Linked DNA regions of Homo sapiens: regions 2 and 3 are each linked to region 1. A link is a contact called in ENCODE Hi-C or POLR2A ChIA-PET data. All regions are on one chromosome and are shown on one strand. The core of a region is the stretch at or near the end of the contact, and the rest is flanking DNA. Distances in the headings are between cores, read along the strand shown.

The links. A loop is a pair of places that touch in the nucleus more often than their neighbours do. ChIA-PET counts read pairs that join two places held with the same protein, here RNA polymerase II (POLR2A). Pooled maps may share reads with other maps.
Region 2: a loop to region 1 is called in a map of lower leg skin, with 2.1 times the contacts of the local background. The contact joins the enhancer-like site here to the promoter of KCNG2 in region 1. A Hi-C loop is called at or near these places in 2 of 168 maps with a recorded cell type or tissue (lower leg skin and posterior cingulate gyrus), 1 of 37 single-sample maps with no recorded cell type and 2 of 50 pooled maps. POLR2A ChIA-PET finds 5 or more read pairs at or near these places in 1 of 52 experiments (common myeloid progenitor, CD34-positive).
Region 3: a loop to region 1 is called in a map of mammary epithelial cell, with 14 times the contacts of the local background. The contact joins the promoter of TXNL4A here to the promoter of KCNG2 in region 1. A Hi-C loop is called at or near these places in 7 of 168 maps with a recorded cell type or tissue (CD14-positive monocyte, GM12878, endothelial cell of hepatic sinusoid and 4 more), 8 of 37 single-sample maps with no recorded cell type and 15 of 50 pooled maps. POLR2A ChIA-PET finds 5 or more read pairs at or near these places in 2 of 52 experiments (CD8-positive, alpha-beta T cell and GM10248).

The regions. Positions count from the first base shown.
Region 1 is chr18:79,796,115-79,800,554 of GRCh38, forward strand. It overlaps KCNG2 (potassium voltage-gated channel modifier subfamily G member 2), which reads left to right and starts at 1,824. Exons shown (of 4, transcript NM_012283.2): 1 at 1,824-1,900. RefSeq lists an enhancer at 1,107-1,703 and a silencer at 1,635-1,874.
Region 2 is chr18:79,932,038-79,936,323 of GRCh38, forward strand. It overlaps SLC66A2 (solute carrier family 66 member 2), which reads right to left. Exons shown (of 6, transcript NM_025078.5): 4 at 1,932-1,985. Among named protein-coding and RNA genes, the nearest start is that of SLC66A2, 17 kb to the right of the region's middle. Within about 2 kb of position 2,339, at least 9 of the 41 ENCODE cell types and tissues checked have a DNase peak (open chromatin) inside an H3K27ac peak, as active enhancers do.
Region 3 is chr18:79,986,007-79,990,771 of GRCh38, forward strand. It overlaps TXNL4A (thioredoxin like 4A), which reads right to left and starts at 2,557. Exons shown (of 3, transcript NM_006701.5): 1 at 2,234-2,557. The coding sequence starts at 2,386. RefSeq lists silencers at 2,370-2,609, 2,650-2,939.

The DNA.
Region 1 (4,440 bases), core at 574-3,073:
TATTTTGATTTCTGAAAGTCTCCACTGACATCCTCCCAAACAAAATGGGAAATGAATCAGCAGGGTGGGCGTGGAGTCGCAGCTGGCGTCCAGGCAGTGCTCGGGGGCCTGGGCTTGCCGGTGTGACCCCTTTTTTTGGAAACATGAATTATGCTGATGACTTGGATGGCCCAGCTCGACTGAGCAGTTGTCCAATGGCTTCAGATGAGAAGGAAGCTAATAAGCTGCATAACAGAATTAAGATTCTGAAACATCTGACAAGGCTCATGAAAAAGTTTAACCTAATAAAAACTACCGAAATAAAATGTACTAGGGACAAATTGTAATATACAAAACCTAGACTTTTAAAGAATCAAGTAACTGAAAATCATGGGGGAAAAAACCCAACAACTGCACAGACCTAGAGCTTTGACTAGCAAGCCAGGGCTGTCTGAAACGTGATGTGGTGCCTGGAAAGGCTGGTGAGCATTTTGGTTGGATCAGTAGATATAGAGTCTGCAAAAGGGAGGTGATGGGCTGACTGCACTCTGCACGGTCACAGCCACCAGAGACTGGGTCAAGGTGCAGGGTCTGAAAGAGGCAGCCAGGGCTGAACTGGACCAAGAAGAACAGACCGAGGTCAGAGAATGCACAGCCTGAGAAACCCTTCAGACCCCCACGTCCAAACCACCAGCTGTAGGGCAACCCCTGCGTTCCAGCACAGACAGCGCAATCTGAGTTATCTCGTTTACTTTTCTAATGAGTGTATTTAACAGGGGCTTCTGAGATAAAGGGGTCCTGGCTGCTTCTGCCTCCTGCAGCTGCAAACGTCCACTGGATCCCCAGGGCAATGTCCCCAGGGGCAGATCTGTTCAGCCTCAAAGGCCTCCGCTAACCACCAGCTGCCCCCCCAAAAAGCAGCCTCTGCCCTTTCAGAGGCAGCAGTGCAGGCACCTCCTGCTCTGAATCCGGTAGATGTTTCCATGGAGAAGAGCCTCCCTTCCAAGACCTGGTGCTCCGGCTGGAGCTGGAGAGGAACATTTCCTTTTTGTGGATGCAAATGAGAAACATCCACTCACTAGAGGCTCCGCTGCGGCTCCAGGATCCATCCCACAGAAGCGTCCGGAGTCCTCACAGCTGGCGTCTCCTGGGGATCCGCTCAACGAGAAGTGCCTTGGCTGTTGACTGAAAACCCACAGTCCTGTCCTTCCAGAGTCTTGGGCCGGGTTCCTCGTCTCTTCCCCTGTACCCCAAAGGCTGCTTTGGAGTGGTCACAGCAGGCAGGAGGCAGCCCGTGCCTCTGGAATGACATTGAGAGTGTTTGTGTGTGAGTGTGCATGCGTGTGTGTATGAGTGTATCCATGTGTGCCTGGATGAATGTGGTTATGAGCGTGTGTATGCATGTACGTGAGTATGAATGACTGGGGTTATGAGAGTATGTGAGTGTGCACCTGTGTGTGATTATGTGTGGCAGTGAGCGTGTGAGTTGCACGGATTGCCGATGTGTGTGCACCTGTGTGTGTGATTATGAGTGTGGCAGTGAGCGTATGAGTTGCACAGATTGCCGATGTGAGTGTGCACCTGTGTGAGTGTGAGCGTGTGTGCCCCTGCCAGGGCGTGCGCTGGTGGGGGCGGTGTGCAGAGTGGGGCCTGGGCCTCCTGCCCCCAAGGGCAGCTGGGTGGGCTCCGTGCTCCCTCCGAGTGGACTTGGCCCCGGCTCCAAACCCAGCCGAGGGTCGGCTCGCTCCTGGGGACCCGCGGATGTCGCGAGGGGGCGCCGCGCCACTGAAGGCTGGGACGGGGGCGGTGCGCGGGGCGGCGCCGGAGTCCGGGATGCCGGCTCCAGAGACGCCGCGCTCCGCCCCGAGGAGGCCGCCGGCCGGGTAAGCGGAGCCCGGAGCTCGCGGAGTCTGGACCGCAGGTAAAGTTGAGCGCGCCGTGGGGCCGGGGGTGGGGGGTCCGCGGCGAAGGAGCCGGGGCCGCAGTGGGCGGTGGGGCGGGGGGCGCGGGCTCCTGTCTGATGGTTCCGCGCGCAGCTTCTTCTCCGGGTGCGCGGTGCGCGCGGGCGCGGGAGGGTCGAAGGGGACCTTGGAATCCCCCTGTTCGGGCCAAGGGGGCGGGGGCGGCTCGGGGCCGGGCGGGGCTGGTGCCTCCCCCTCCCGCTCAGCGCCCAGAGTCCGGGAGTCGAGGGGGGCGTCGGGCCGGAGGCGCTCGCCGGTCTGGCCGCGCCGCGCGCGTGGATGGAGGTCTCGGCCGCGGATCGCCCCGTCTATTCGCGCTGGTCCTGCGGGAGCCCGGGTGAGCCGAAGGCGAGGAAGGGGCGCGGGTCTCGGGAAAACCCGACTCTCCCGGCGCCCGCCCCGGTTCGGTTGGGGGCGCACCCGGCTCGCGCGGAGAGCGGGCGGGGTGTGGGCGAATGCTCGGCGCGCTGCGCCTTTCCCGGTCCCCCTTCTCCCCGGAGATGAACGCCCCACTCCCGCTCGGACACACGGCCGCACCCCTACTCTGCCTCCTCCGACCAGCCGGGGCGCGGCCCGAATTGGGGGAGAGAAGACCCAGCTCCCGCAGCCGCGAATTCTGCAAACCCGGAGCCCATGCGCCCCGTCCTCCGGCCCGGGGAGCTCCCAGCCTTGCCCGCCGAGCGCAGCCCGGGTCCGGACTGTGGTCACTGGGGACGAGAAGGGTCCCTCCTGCGGGGCTCCCGGGTTCGGATGGACGGAGGGGGCGTCCGGCAGGTGAACTGGGCCCGCTCCGCGTCCCGAACGTTCCCCTAAACCCACAAGTCCCGGAGACCCTGGGGCATTCTGCGATTTCGGAGTGACCGGTGGAGCCCCCGCCCGCGCGCCTGGCTCCCGGGGTCTCCCCACACAGCAGGGGCTGCGGGGACCCCCTCTGTCACCTCCTCCAAAGGGTCTGGGAGCAATTCGACCTGCCTGGAGAATTCCAGGAAGTCCTTTCCCTGCGGGAGCCTCATGGGTCCCCCCTTCTCTGCCTGCAGAGACCTCTGGCTTCCGCGTGCGCTCAAAGTGAGCGCCGGGCAGATTGTAAATAATGGATTTTGACCCAGCTGGGAGATCTCAGAGTGATTAAGTGGAGAGGCTGTTCCACCCTCAGCCCTGCCCAGGCAGCTGGGTGACCCCGCGGGCCACATGCCACAGGGGCACGGACTCAGCCCTGAGTGGTTTTCGTTCTGCTGAGAGTCCAGGAGGCTTCCCGAGACCCCAAGCAGAACCGCGGAAGAGGGGACCCTCCTCCCCCACCCCTGTTCTCTGGGATGGTGCAGGGTACACAGCTGGCCTCTGAAGGTTCTTCCTTAGGAATTCCTAGTTAGAGGGATGGGATTGCCGGGCTTTCTTAGGGAATTTGGGGGGCATTGTGGTACATTCTGGGGATGAGGTCACCTTAGATGTCACATTCTCGGGACTATCCACTGTTGCCACAAAGGGTTGCTGTGTCCGCATCTTCCCTGGGGAGAGGTGACAAAAACAACTTCCAGGTCTGTCCAAGGCCAGTGCCAGTTGTTAGATTCCACTTTGCAAAAGTGTGTTTTAAATGTTGAGATTTCGATAATTTAAGGGAAAAATTGGTGTTTTTGTAGGCATGAGAAGAAAAGGAGGGAAGTGAGTTCTCAGCTGCCACAGGCAGGAGGCTGCTCAGCTTTCCCTTTTCAGCGCCTGGCTGAGCCCTGCTTGTGCCAGGCGCACAGGAAGTGTGTGGGGGGCGGGTGGCCGAGCTATGATTCGGGGTTTCTGCCCAGCGTGCGGCTGGGGCTGCATGGCTGTAGTCACAGGTGCAGGTGCCTCCACTCATGGGTCATGCTGGTAGGAACAGGCCGGTCAGAAACGATAGCGTGCTGGGTTTTGCCCTGGTGAAAAGCAGGTGCTTGGGTTCTGAATGTCTCGGGAGGATCTGCGCAGCTTTGTTGTTCTTTTGTCTGATGGTTGGGGGCTGCTTTTCTGGAAGAAGTGGGTCTCAGGCAGGCACCTGGAGGGCAGCGCGAACGGAGGGCTGTTTGTCGTGGGAGGCGCGTCTCTCTGCAGCCCTGGCAGGCGTGGGGGCGGGAGTGAAGGGAGCAGATGGGGCTGTGCCGACAGGCATGAGCTCTGGGGGCCGGGAGGGGTGGTAGGGCCTGCAGGACGAGGACACGCAGGGCATCCAGGGACGGCCACCTGTGTCTGAGTACTGCGCGCCTGTCCACGGATGGGTAATTTTGTAATGAATGGGGATATCTTAGGGCTAACGCTTGGTCAGGGATGTTCTTGGTGGTAAGGAAAGGAGCCATGGGGCCCTTGCTGCCAGTGAGGTCGCTCAGACACAAACGGGTGCTGCCATCAGGTAGCCCAGCCGGTAGGCATGAGTCCAACGAGGGCGGGCATTGACCGAGGTAGTTTAAGACCCCCTTCCTCAGATGAGGCTTGGGAGGCAGGATCTCGGCCCCCTAAACCGGCTGAATCAGAGCCT
Region 2 (4,286 bases), core at 1,089-3,588, 140 kb after region 1:
ATAATACAGAGTATATTCTACAATTATAATGGAAATAAATTTGAAATCGATAACAGAAGACATTTTGGGATATTCACAAATATGTGGAAGTTAACACATTCCTAATAAGTGGGTCAAAGAAGAAATCTTGGAGTAAATTTTAAAATACTTTTAGGTGCATGAAAACAAAAACACAACACACCAAAGTATAGGATGCAGGTAAAGCACCTGCTTAGAGAGAAATTATGGCTGTCAATAACTACATTAAAAAGGAAGAAAGAAAAAAAATCAATGTTCTAACCTCCACCTTAAGAAAAAGAGTAAATTAAAACCAAAGCAAGCATAAGGAATGAAAGAATATTGGAGTGAAATAAAACACAGAATAGAAAAACAATAAAGAAAATGAACAAAACCAAAAATTGGTTCTCTGATAGGCAATGTGGATGTGTTGTGTTAAAAAAAGAAAGAAAGAAAGAAAGAAAAGAAAAAGAAACACCTTTTAAAAAGTTGGTTATTTGACCAGAACAAAAAATTGACAAATTTTTAGCTAGACTGACCAAAAAAAGAAAGGAAAGGAGGGGATCAAATTACTAAAGTCAGGAATAAAAGAGGAACCATTACTAATGACTTTCCAGAAATACAAAGGATTATAAGGGAATACTAAGAAAAATTATATGTCAACAAATTAGATAACTTGGGTGAAATGGAAAAATTCCAATACAAACTACCAAAACTGACTTACAAAGAAACAAAAAATCTGAATAGACTTATAACAAGAGATTGAATTCGTAATTTTAAAACTTCCCACAAAGAAAAGCCCAAGCCCAGATGGCTTCACTGGATAACTCTAAAAATATTTAAAGAGAAATTAGTGTCAACCCTTTGCAAACTCTAAAAAGATAGAAAAGGAGGGGAACATTTCCCAACTTATTCTATAAGGCCAGTATTATCCTAATACTAAATCTAGACAAAGTCATCACAAGAAAACTACAGACCATCATGTCTTACGAATACAGATACAAAAAATCCCCAATACAATACTAGCAAATAAAATCCAGCAACAGATAAAAAGTGTTAGACACCATGACCACATGGATTTATCCCAAGAATGCAAGGTTGGTTCAACACACAAAAATCAATCAATGTAGTACATCATCATAGTAGAATAAAAAATAAAACCCACATGATCATCTCAACAGACACGAAAAGCATTTGGCAAACTCTTTTATTATAAAAACACCCAACAAACTCGAATAAAAGGGAACTGCCTTAACCTAATGAAGGGCAACTATGGAAAATCCATTAACTAACATCTACTTAGTGATGAAAGATGGAATGCTTTCTCACTAAAATGAAGAATAAGATAGGTGCATCCACTCTCACCGCCTATAACCAGGATAAGCAATAAAAAGAAATAAAAGCAACTACATTGGTAAGGAAGAATTAAAACTATATTTGCAAATGACAGAATCATATATAGAGAATCTACTAAACAACTCTTAGAACAAACCAGTTCAGCAGAATTGCATGATACAAGATCAACATGCAATGATCAATTACATTTCTATAAAGTAGCAATGAAGCAGCAGAACTGAAATTAAGAAAACAATTCCATTTACAATAGCATCAAAAAGGATAAAATACTTTGGAATAAATTTAACAAAGTCCAAAATTTGTCATCTAAATTTTTCTCCTCCCTTCCTGTCTCCCTCCTGCTTCCCCTTCCCGCCCCCATCTCCCCACACACAGAAGAGCATGGACAGGCTTCTAGTAACTACTTCATGCTTGAAAACAGCAGAGCTAGGAGTTGATTAGTTTGCTGTAGACTCGGCCACGCTTGGTAAAGATGACGCACGCACATGCACAGATGGAAGCAACAACAGGAGGAAGTACAGCTGCAGGAATGAAGCAAAAGGAACGTGCTGCGGACAGTGCACGCGCAGGGTACATACCCAGGAAGGACCGCCTGGGGGCAACCTTGACTTCTTCATCCTTGCTATCTGCAGCTACACGTTAAAAAGGGAGACAGAAACAGAAAGGGGAAAAAGACAGAAACATACTGGTTTTAACATGGGTAAACAGCTGTGTTCCCAGAACTTTTTGCATTTCTTTAAAAAAAAAAAAACAAACCAGAATAGAAAGATCACAAGATTTTGGTTTTTGTGCATTAGAAAACCCACTTTCTGAACTATTTTTCTGCAAACCTAACCTCTTCCAATATCATAAAAAAGTGAATGGGGAGAATGGGAGAAAAATTGAGCCAAAAATTGAAAGTTACCACATTTCCATTTAATCTCTCGGGAGAAAGGCAGCATGGGAGCCCGTCACAAGCGTGCTGTGCTGATGGAAAGCAGCCAGGCAGATCCTGCTTCCCTTTTCCTAGAAACTCATCTGTATGCAAGCTGCGGCTGCAATATAGCTGCCCCAGGTCAAAACTCTTCAGAAGGCTGCCTGATAAAGCTGTTTTCAGAGTACACTCTGCTGTAAAAGGACAGCTGGTTCCGCACATGCACTTGACAAGCACCTCTGCACAGACACAGACACAGGGACAATGTGACAGGGACCCAGCACCCTCCAGGGCCCAGCACTGGCAATGACAGGTTATAAGTCAACCTTCCTATCTGCGCAGCCCCAGGACAAGACAGCAGCCAAGGTCCTGGAAAACAGTGTGGCCTCTAGGTGGCTCCTGGGAAGCCCCATGGGGTTTGGGATTGAAGACAGTTGATAAACAAGAGACTCAAATAAGTCCTGGGATCAGAAAGCAGAAGTAGGATCAAAGGTTGTGTTTGCCTGCCCCAGGCAATGTAGACTTAAAATGGAAATTTTGCAAGTGAACAGCTAAAAGCAAATACGAGGTGACCTCTGACCTCTGCCCTCTGCTACTTGGACTTAGGGTGTTGTTCCACTCACAAGGCAGGAACTGCAATATCTCTACCAAATTTGAGGGTTTTATAAACCAATGCAGCATACAAAGTGCAGTCTTCTCTCCTCCCTCAGCCTCCCCCAGCACTGCCTCTTGGATTCTATGGGTCCCTCAGCTCGTCCTCTCTGTTGCTTTGATTTAGACAACATCCCTCTCCACGGGCGCCTCTTCTAAAGACCAAGATCCTCAAGGGGTGGGAGGGAGGGACCACCCAAGGCAGGACTGCTCAGTCCACACTGTTTCCCTTCTCACATCCAGGTGTGACTGTGAACAGGCAATGGTGGGAGGCAGCCAGCCGGCAGGCTGGGGAAGAAGACATGGTTCAGGCTGCAGAGTCACATCCCACACCAGGCTGTGTCCTAGGCACAGCCTCAAGCTACCTGAGGCTCCTTGCCTGGAAAGCAGTGTGATCAGATCCACGTTTGTGTAGGATGGAATGCAGAGTTCTGATGCTGAGAGAGCTGCCAGGAACATTTTCAACAGTCACACACTTCCACAGATCTGTGCTGAACACGTCCTCCAGACCAGGCACTCAGGATCCAAAAAGGGCCCAGCAACATTTTCCTTTTCCTCCACACTCGGCATCAGGAGGTGGTGTCAGTGTCTTCTCCCCTTGATCATGGGTGGGCTTGTGACCACTCCAGTCCACAGAAGCAATGCTGTGATTTCCAAGACTTAGGTCATAAAAAAGATACAGCTTCCACCTGCTTTCTCAGGTAGCTCCCCCTTGGGACCTGGCCGCCATGTTGTGAGGAAGCCCAGGTCTCATGAGGAGGCCTTGGTGGGTGTCCCAGCAGAGCCTGGGTGGAGGTCCCAGCAGATAGATGGCTAGCACCAGCCATGCCAAAGAGCGAGTGAGGGAGAGAGAGAGAGAGAGAAAAAGCAAGAGAATGAGCTTCAAGGGCTGCAGCCCTAGCCTTTGAGCCTCCCCAGATGCTCCTGAGGACAGCAGAGACCAGCTATTCTTGCCAAGCTCTGCCCAAAATGCACTCACAAGCAAAATAATTGTTGTCCTTCCAAGTCCTAAGATTTGGGGTAACTTGTGGAGTAGCCAAAGAGACTGGAACAAGAGAGACACAACAAGTTATGGTTCCACATGGCCAGCAGGAAGGAGGCTGGCTGGGCCACAGAGGCCATCACCTGCTTCCTGGGACTTTGGTCCATGTCACGACTGGAGACCACTGCTGTTGGCACATGAAGGAAGGTTTGCACTGTACCCTGTCGGTACGGCGTGTATGGGGAGTGCAGGGGTGATAGTGACAGGGAGGTGCCAGACAGCCTGGGACCAGGGAAGAGCACATGATCACAGTGGCCCAGGCGAGCCCCCAATGGGAGGTACACAGGCAGATACAGGGATTCCTAATGTGACGTCCAAGAATCTCAA
Region 3 (4,765 bases), core at 1,307-3,806, 190 kb after region 1:
ACATGAATATTCTTTTAATGCATTTCAGGTGTGCACTTTTTTTTTTTTTGGAGACAGAGTCTCACTCCTGTTGCCCAGGCTGGAGTTCAGTGGTGTAATCATGGCTCACTGCAGTCTTGACTTCCCGGGCTCAGGTGATTCTCCCACCTCAGCCTCCCAAGTAGCTGGGACTACAGGCACGTGCCACCACGCCCGGCATTTGTACTTTTAGTAGAGAAGGGGTTTCACCATATTGTCCAGGCTGGTCTCGAATCCCTGGGCTCAAGTGATCGCCTACGCTGGCCTCCCAAAGTGCTGGGATTACAGACATGAACTACCGCGCCTGGCCTAGGTTTGCCCTTTTAATAACTATATTATAATATTCGCATTAAAAGTTTATTAATAAAGCTATCCAAATTTTTGGACAAAAACAAAAATCAGACTATTTTAAAAGACCAAAAAAAATACCCCAAAGTGAGCCCATTTCAACTGTCCTTAAGTGTGTGTCCACTATGTGTGTCCACTAGTGATACAGTGATTCATTCTGTAATAACAAAGAAATTGGACATAAAGGAGTTGGAAAAGAGCAAATCTGGCAAAGACCCTAAACACTTACATTAACACATAAAATCTGTTTTCTAGCTAAGAGCATCTTGCTGAGCTGTGCTCGGATGTGATGAGACAAAGGCCCTCACATCTCCAGCCATCCTAGCCTCGAGCTGCCGGCAGCAGGATCTGAACACCACCCGATGTTTATGCCACCACCTGCAATGTAGAACAGTGAAAGATTCTAGAATTCATAACTCAAAGTCAATACAGCAGTGATTTACTTATTGGGAAACTGCTCTTAGTCAATTCTTCGCTGGATTTCCAGTATCTGCCCTTGTCCACTACAGCTCAAGCAATGACAAACTGATGTGTGGCACTGCCTCTCTCATCATCTCTAATCCCCGGCTGGCAGAACCCCCAGCGTGTGAGAGAACTGCTGCTCTCCCGAATTCCCTAGGTCCCTCCTCAAGTCCTCAGTGTCCAGGAGGAAGAGGCTGCGAGATGGCTGGTACTAAAGCTACTCCACCTCCATCCCTGACCCCCATGGAAGGTGGTTCAAGGTCAAGTCGCATCAGAATTCCCTGAGGGGCTTCTTTAAAAAGCCATTGCTGGACTTCACCCCATACCCATAGAATCAGAATCACAGATGCATTCTAGTAAGCACTCCAAGGGAGTCTTGTAATAACTAAAATATAACAACAGTTCCTAACTTCATGCCTCTCCTACTAAATAAGAAATAGCAAAAATTAATAAATGGCAGGCCAGATAGTCTTTCCTTTCCTGAATATAAAATATGTCCTTACATCTGTTACTCTTTACTCAAAGGAGTTATTTTAACCCAGGCCTACTTTTTAGCATCTGTGAAAGAAAAGATAGCTTCAATGTTACTTTTACTCTTCATTAAAAGGAATAACCTCTCAAATTACTTATGGAAAATTAATATGGCAAATATTTTATTAACACCCTAGTATTTGTGCCCTTTGCCCTATTGCTACAGCTGCAAAACCTCAATAAAAGTCATCCTAAAATTGCTATGAGGAACCACAGAAAAAGAATGAAATCTGGTTATAAAATAGTGTCCTACAACTTTTATTGTCAGCAAGTAAATGCCAAGACCACTCAGTGTACTAATATTAGAAATTCAGAGAACTAATTCTAACAAAGCATATTTCTATTTTCTCCTGATGTTTACTGCACCTCAATCACTGTAAGCTGTAAACCACATGACTCACAAAAAGCGTGGTGGGATAAAAAAACACACCCACAGAAAAGCAGGATTTCTCATGCTATGAACATGAAAGTCCTGCTTTATGCATACAACGAATAACTCAGGTACCAAAAAAAGACGTCCTTTTAAATTAAGGATCCGCGCTCTCAATAAAACCTGCAAGTGCATTTTGTTCACTGAACTATAAGTTTGGGAAAAACGCCTTATCAACAGAAATAATTAATTCATTTGAGAGGAGGGGGATCATAAACCCTTTAAAATATGAAAAACTACAAGAGCTCCCCGCAGAAAAAGGCGTGAAACGCCGGCACAGTCCCCGAGAGCGCTCGACCGCAGCGAGGGGAGGAATCGCCTGAACGACGGAGCCGCGGCCCCTCCTCGGGGAACAGCTCGCGCCCCCAGGCGACGCCGGCAGGGCAGAGGCGCGGGGCAGATGCGGAAGCACAGCCCGCAGAGCGGGAGAGTCCGGCGCGCTACCTTCTCGGCGATGCTGTACAGGACCTCGTCCATCTTCATGCACGTAGGATCCCAGTCGTGGCCGAAGCGGATGACGACCACGCGGTCCTCCTCCGAGAGGATGGCCTGGTCCACCTGCCAGCCGTTGTGCAGGTGCGGGAGCATGTACGACATGGCGGCCCGCGCGCTCGCCGCCGCCCAAGGCGGGGCGCCAGGGAGGGCCCAGCGAGGTGGGCTCAGCCGGCCCCTCACTCCCCGGCCCCCGCCGCCCCCGGGCCCACGGACGAAATCCGGTCCCGCCCGCACACGCAAACTCCGCTGGGACTGCCACCCGGCAGAACGTCTGGGCGCGCACGCACCGACGCCGTGCGTGCTGACGGCATGCGCGCGCGCTAGCGCCGTGCGTGCTGACGGCATGTGCGTATAGGCGCCGCGCGAACGTGTAGTTGGCCGGGTGGAGCGGCGGCGACCTGGGCACCGTGGAGCGCCGTTGGTTCCGTCATAGCAGCTGTCGGAGTGGGGGTTCCTCCCCAGCGTCCAGGCGGCCTGGTGGTCCTGAGAAGCCCCGGGCTCGCCGTGCCCTGCCCCCACGCTCCCGCCCCGAGGCCGCCCGCCGCCGCCCGGGCTGTCCTCCAGCCACGGATGGGGACGTCCAGAAAGGCCCGGAATGCCCGGCACTGCGGCTCGTTTTCTTCCTTTCTGGTGCTTGTTTCTGTGTGTTACTAAGACAGTTCATGTGTGTCATTTGTGAAACTTGATCATAAAAATGTGTCGTTGTTGCCATACCCAACCACAGCAGAGTCGAGCAGCGGGGTAGGGAGGAAGCACTGGGCAGGCCGTCCTTGAGGAATGTCACCATCAGGCCGGCTGCTGAGCTGCCTGTTGTAACCTGAAACCAGGTTTTTTAATTTGTCTTTTTATAAAGAAAAAAAATTTTTTTTTGAGACGTGCAGTGACGTGATCTTGGCCCACTGCAGCCTCCGCCTCCCGGGGTCAAGCGCTTCTCCTGCCTCCGCCTCCCCATAAGCTGGGACTACAAGGCGCCAGCCCGGCTAGTGTTTTTTTGTACTTAGTAGAGACGGGGTTTAACCATGTTGGCCAGGCTGGTCTTGAACTCCTGACCTCAAGTGATCTGCCCGCCTCGGCCTCCCAAAGCGCTGAAATTACAGGAAGAAGCCACCGCGCCCGACCTAAAGCCAGTTTTATTCCATAGCTTCAGCATAACTTCCACCTCCAGGACTGATCTGGCCCCCTGGCTTCGCTCACCAGTCAGAGCTCCCCAAACCCTTACTAGTGCCAGTGAACTTTCTCAAAGAGAAATAAGTTAATATTTCTCTTTTTAAAATAAAACCTCTAACCTCTGTTCTTCTGAGAGAGCACTTTGGGTTCATGCTGGAGACTCCCTGGTTTGCAAACTGATATTGATAGTAAAACTCTTGTCTACTATCTAGCTATCCTGGTGGTCCTTTAGATGACAAATTTAAAACAAATCACGCCCGGGCGCGGTGGCTCACGCCTGTAATCCCAGCACTTTGGGAGGCCGAGGCCGGCGGATCGCCTATGGTCGGGAGTTCAAGACCAGTCTGGCCAACATGGTGAAACCCCGTCTCTACTAAAAATACAAAAAATTACCCGGGCATGGTGGCGCCCGCCTATAATCCCAGCTACTAGGGAGGCTGAGGCAGGAGAATCGCTTGAACCCAGGGGGTGGAGGTTGCAGTGAGCTGAGATCGCACCACTTCACTCCAGCCTGGGTGACAGAGTGAGACTCCATCTCAAAAACAACAACAAATCACTATGCAGATGCTGTGGTGTCTCTCAGATGGGCTGTGGCATGGTGAGAACTACAGTCTGAAGAGCCTGCTGGCATGGGGATTGAAATGGGTTCCATGTTTGGTTTCCTCTGGGACACAGCACCATAAGGTGCTTTGATAATATGCACCCACAATTTAAATACTAGAATCACAAGTGCAGCTCACTGCCAGATTAAGCTTTTTACATAATACAGAATATTTCCCAATTATATACGAAATGCTTTATTGTAATGAAACAATTTCAGGTTGGTAGGATATTAGAGATCATCTAAATCTCTTTCATTTTATAATTGAGTAAAGCAGAGGCACAGAATATAAGCATAGTGGTTAACAGTGAGGGTTTTAGTTACATAAAGGCGTGTTCAGGTTCATCTGTGCCTTGCATAAGTTATCTCAACAAACTTCAGTTTCCTCATCCATGAGATGGGATGATAAAACAAAATCTCCTGTACTTCATTGGCACCAGGTACACACTGGAGAAATCTGAGCCCTTACTAAGGTCAGGCTATTGCCTTCTAAAAAATTCCTTACCGTCATTTTGGTAGTCACTCATTTCAGATACAAACACAGTTGCTTAACACATCACAAGCATTTTATTCACAGGAGAGTTGTTCCAAGCTAAGGCATAAGACTCAAATGTCCCCAAATAATTTATTGAAACTCATTTTTTATTGTGTTACTTATAACAAGATTTATCGCCTTAATTTTTAAGGACATTAAGTACATTCATATTATGCAA